Regions from separate parts of the Homo sapiens genome. Here region 2 is linked to region 1. Evidence: chromatin contacts called from ENCODE Hi-C or POLR2A ChIA-PET data. All regions are on one chromosome and are shown on one strand. The core of a region is the stretch at or near the end of the contact, and the rest is flanking DNA. Distances in the headings are between cores, read along the strand shown. Region 1 overlaps ARHGAP26 (Rho GTPase activating protein 26). Region 2 overlaps NR3C1 (nuclear receptor subfamily 3 group C member 1).

Region 1 (2,761 bases), core at 71-2,570:
TATACACACATGCACACCCATCCTAATTTTACTGCTGGTGCTAGAGACAGTGTTACAAACTTCCCAACCAATTCCTGATCCCTGGGCTCTAATAAGCCTTCTGACCTGAGACTTTCTCTGGTGTGACATTTAGTATATGGTTTCTGCCATATACTAAAAATTACTAAGAAAAGGAAAAGGCATCCTGAATCGCTTGAAAGTGCCACGTCTAAAGTGCCGCATCAAAGCCCGCGTCTGAAAAGGGAAACATGCTCTTGGGTTCTCTTTTTTAAATCCATTCATTCAAAAAAAAATGTTTTGTTTAAGACACAAGGTATGATTATGTTGCCCAGGCTGGAGTGCAGTGGCCATTCACAGGTGCAATCACAGCACACTATAGCCTCAAACTCCTGGGCTCAAGTGATCCACCCGCTTCACACTCCCGAGCAGCTGGGATTCCAGGCGTACACCACTGCACCTAGTTTAATAATAAATATTTATTGAACATGGATTCTCAATCAGTATACTCAACGATCTTGGCCAGGGGCTGTTCTAGGTTCTGGGATTATAGTGAAGAACAAGAAAGTCAAGATCCTCGCCTTCATGGATTTCCATTCAGAGTGGCCCAATAATGAACAAAACCCAAGACATTCAACAAATCAACTTGAGTATAGACTAGTTAACAGAAAACCACTCAATTTATTGCCTCCAAGTTAATTCAGTGAGTAATAGGTGCTTATTATGTTTCACAGCACTCTACTAAGCACCCTAACAAAAATTTTAAGGTTATAACAGACAGGATCAATCCCTGCCCTCAGCAGGTCAACATCTCCCTGGCATGACAACACACAGAGGTAAGAACTAGGCAGAGAAATTGCCAAAGAAGGGTATTGGTATCCATCCAAAATGCCTTGCATAGCCAACAACTACTGTAGGAGAAAGATGACATTCATCTCAGCAAAGTAGTAATAAGAAGAGATTAAGTTAAGAAGTACTCCAGTATATTCAATGCTAGGCAGCAGCACCACCATCCCTCCCTCCCTCCAAATGAACAAACAAAAAGTCCACATCAATTTACCCCAAGAATGTTGATGATTTCCTTAGTTTGGCTGAGATAAAGCTCTCTTTAGATTTATAGTGAAAACTAACTAGCAATGGTTAATTGCAAGAGGACATATTTCTAACCTGAGAGGTCTCTCAGCTCAGTTTCTCCCTCCACCCCATCTCTCTCTCTCTCTTTTTTTTTTTTTTTTTTTTTTTTACTTTTAAAAATAAAGAGGTAGAAAGTGGGGAACCTTGCTTTTCTGGGCATTGGGTCAAGACCACACAGAGCGTGGGAGCAATGGCAGCTGGCTGGGGCTGGCTAAGGCCGCACTCCCTTTGCTCTGCCTTTGGCCATAACCACTAGACCGCACGTTTGCACTATTTTCCAAATAACCAAAAGGGAAGACTTTTAAAACCATACTAGAACATAACTTTGTTTTTAGGATGTGTTTACTTGTTCTGGTAAAGGTCATGGGGCAGGATTTTGGGGAACACAACTAAAAAGAATGCAGTAAAACTGGCATCATAAGCTCTCTCAATTTGACCACATTTGAGCCCAGTTCAGCAAATCCAAAGATACATTTTCAAAAATGCATATCCTGTTTCACACCTCACCACAAAGCAAACAACCTAATTTGCAGACTTTCTAATACTCATAATGCCTCTAGGTCCTCCTGTCAACATGTGTTTTTAAATATCATCTTTGATTTGATCACTAACAAATATTACCACTTTCTGGTTTTTGGAGAATAAGAAAAAGCTGCAGAAATTGACAGAAAAGCCAGCTCCATCATTCTTCAAATGAACAAAGTCTCACTCTTATAAGAACTTTCTTTTGCAAATTGCATTTCCCACAAAGAAAAAAAAAATTGAAGCTAATCCAACCATAATCTCCACTCCCACAAATCACTGCCCAATATCTGAAAGAGGGTCAATGTAACTGGTGCTGTTGCTGGAGGTGAGAGGTCACAGCTCGGAATGTCTAGTAAGATCATATTATGGCCTCAAATGTCTTTAAACCAACAACTACAATACAGATAACAAACTGTATAAGGAAGAATATATGATGTGAGTAGATAGGGTAGAAGATACAATGTTCAAAAGCAATAGATGTATTACAAGGAAATCTACAAAACTGAGATTGAATATATGTCAGAGAGGCTTTAGAAGATGCAGAGAGAGAAACTTAAGTGGTTTGATTATGGAAATGTATGAATTATTACCTAGATGAAGGGAGGATAGTGACAACAGTTCCCAGATACACTGCAAGATGGGAACAGAGATAGGATGCTCTCCTGATGTTCAACTATCTGGACATCAGCTAGTGGTGATGTTCCTTTAAAAAGCCAAGCCTCTAACTGTTCCAGGTTAAATGAGACTGAGGAGATGTGACAACTAATTGCAATATGTGATCTGGGATAAAAGACACTGGACCAGAAAAATATATATATTAGTGAGATAACTGGCAAAATTTAAGACTTGTAAAATAGATAATAATATTGTATCAGTGTTAATTTCCAGGTCTGATCATTGTACTGTGTTATGTAAGACACTAACATTTAGGTTATCTGGGTGGAAAGTATTCTGGAATTCTTTGTAATATTTTTGTAACATTTTTATGTCAGAAATTATTTCAAAATAAAAAGTTTAAAAAAAACTTTTAATGAGCTAATGCAAACACACACACACAACCAAGCCTCTGATAAATTCTTGACTTGCCAAAATATCATCTTCCAGA
Region 2 (2,700 bases), core at 106-2,605, 450 kb before region 1:
ATATAGAGTATAAGTAGATGAACATAGTTACTCTTAAATCACTAAAGGTGATTTTAATGCTTTAACTTTTATAGTACTTCATGACATAAAGTATCTTTACGTATTTTTAATTTGGGTCCCATAACCTTATGGAGGTAGTAGGCAAGGCAATGATGATGCGGCTCTTTAGAAGTTCTTTAATATCAAATGAAATTATTATTTTTATGCCAATCTGTGATTGGGAAATATAATCAGTAGTCTGTGTCCTAACAAGAAGGTATAATACTTTATACAGGGTATTTTGTTAATATTTGAAGATTTTATACCTTATGGCATTAACTTAGCACTGGGAACTATGATTACCCAAAACAAAGCTTCATCCAAATAAATTGAAACAGTGTTTCTTTTAAACCATCATTGAATTAGTCTATTGTTTCCAAACAACAGCCCTGATATAGCTAAAATTAGTTGCTTTCTCTTCTCTATATGTTACATGACTGTAGCCAAACATTTGCTATGACCAGTGACCCTGAGTGATCAGCAAATAATCAACACATTGAGACCACAACTTGAATACTGACCTTCTGACTTTACGAAGAAAAATATTAAATGCCACTAATAACTTGAATTCCTTTTAAATTAAAAAAAGTTATAAATTGCAATTTGACTTTTTAAAATGCCACCTAAAATTGTTTTTATCAGAATACTTAAAAAAAAATCCTCACTTTATTCTCTGGGGGTGGGAAGAGGCAATTCCTTCCTTCCACCACAACATTGAATTATCACATAAAATTGTAAAATTATGAATATTATGATTGAGCTTAGTAAAGCATTTTCTAAGTTCATTTATAGTAAAACAAGAGAAACCTTATTCTCAAAATCTATTCTTTAAGTAAAACAAACTAGTCATTCTAACTTAATATGCTTTTAAAAATACTGAAGTTCAGTACATTTAGCATAAACTTATTGACGAAGGCACATTTCTGCATTATTTGATTTTCAGCCTTGTTTCATTTAAGCATTAATGACAGAGGTAGAGAACAGAAATGGTTTTAGGTGGTATTAGAGCTTTTATTGGGATTATGTTGAAATTTTAGTGTTAAAAAATTGTTCGTATCCTGAAGGGAGGGATTATTGGAGAGAATGAATGATGTAGGATGAACTTGTAAATTCAGTTTTCGGCAGAGTCTAAAATTAAGTGATGATTGGCACTTAATGAAGCTACTAAAATTTATGTAGATTTTAATGTCTCATTAGTAATCGCATCTGTATCTGGTTTTATAAAAGTAATGAAATTGAAGACCTGTACAAATACAGAATGAATGAAGCAAATTCTGCTAACATCATGTTGAATGTTTTCTCAGAAAAAGAGGAAATACGAAGAGAAGAGATTTGTTTTGACTGTGATTTACCCTCACCCCCATGGATACTTTCTTTACTTCCTACCTTTTTTCTTTTTCTTTTCCTTCTAAAGATTCTGGCAATGGGTGTTTCAGTGTTTTTTAAGCTTAATATTTCTGGTACTCATTTATGTAAAGTGATTTCTGAATGTTAAAGGAGATTTCTTTTTAAATATATTTTCACTTATTTTTAGCTTTATGATGAGAATCTTATTTTTTAAATCTGTAACTTGTTATGGCTACATGATTAGTAAAAAAAGTTTTTAAAACACACTGTGTATTCAGGTGTGTCATTTTAGTGTGAAATGACTAATGCAGAAATATGTGACTAGCATGTGGTCAGATTTTATTGAAATTACTTACGATGTTTCTATGGCTAGTCCCCTTGTATTTTTATAATTGGTAACATAATTCATATGTTATTTTGGTCTTGTCTATTTGTGTTACATGTATTTTAGTCTGACCACTTTTGCTACTTATTTAATGTTTATACATTTTATGAAAGACTTATTCTGAAATATACCTTGCATAAATGTAGGTTAAATGCAAATTGTATTAATAGTGAAATGGATATGTGGGTAGAGATCACTTTAGGGGCCTTTTGAGATTTAGTGAAGGAAAGATTGGATCAAAAGGGTTTACTTTAATGTGACTGCCTAATGTGAAAGTCGGAACATCTGCATTAATTGGTTAGTTACATAAATCTTAGTCTACTCTGGCCTGCAGGTGACTGAAACAGCCCAGGAAATCTTAATTTACATTAAGCTTAGACAAGGTCTGAGGCTTAGGCTTAGTTCTTAAAGCACATTCTTTTTTACTTTAATGATTATTCCTAATTTTAATGAGCAGTGGGTTCTCATTGTGTACTAGTACTTAGGTGGGCAAATTAAATAAGCAAAATAGGTTTGTGCTGAATAGCATTTACCCTTCTGAGGACATCCTGGTAATATTTTCATCAAGAGTAATTGTGTAATGCAATATTTACAGGTATTTGCCAGATTAATGGGCACTTGTTTTCATATTTCTGAGTCATGGAAAATATACATTGATGATTCCTGTTGCATAAAGAGTTTTCAAGAAAATTTTGTTGAATTAAGCTATAACTACAAAAAAAAATCCATTACATATTGACCTTTAGAAAGGATTTTTAAAAGCCCATGCTGTCCTTATTTCTGCAGCTTCAGAGAGCCGACTGCTCTTATTTTCTTCTGGCATATTCTATTAATACTTGGGTTTTGTATTTTTCAAGTAAATAAAATATTCCTATTGAGAATTTCAATTTTAAAAAAGAAAAGGTCTACTAAGTGTTCCTTTCCCTGTT

The links. Hi-C counts contacts between places; a loop is a spot of excess contacts on that map. ChIA-PET counts read pairs that join two places held with the same protein, here RNA polymerase II (POLR2A). Pooled maps may share reads with other maps.
Region 2: POLR2A ChIA-PET joins it to region 1 with 12 read pairs in A673. The contact joins two enhancer-like sites. A Hi-C loop is called at or near these places in 1 of 168 maps with a recorded cell type or tissue (heart left ventricle) and 1 of 50 pooled maps. POLR2A ChIA-PET finds 5 or more read pairs at or near these places in 4 of 52 experiments (A673, AG04449, activated B cell and 1 more).

The regions. Positions count from the first base shown.
Region 1 is chr5:142,945,575-142,948,335 of GRCh38, reverse strand. All of the region lies in intron 11 of ARHGAP26 (Rho GTPase activating protein 26), which reads right to left. Among named protein-coding and RNA genes, the nearest start is that of ARHGAP26-AS1, 78 kb to the right of the region's middle. Within about 2 kb of position 1,320, at least 2 of the 41 ENCODE cell types and tissues checked have a DNase peak (open chromatin) inside an H3K27ac peak, as active enhancers do.
Region 2 is chr5:143,395,169-143,397,868 of GRCh38, reverse strand. All of the region lies in intron 2 of NR3C1 (nuclear receptor subfamily 3 group C member 1), which reads left to right. Among named protein-coding and RNA genes, the nearest start is that of NR3C1, 7.2 kb to the left of the region's middle. Within about 2 kb of position 1,355, at least 4 of the 41 ENCODE cell types and tissues checked have a DNase peak (open chromatin) inside an H3K27ac peak, as active enhancers do.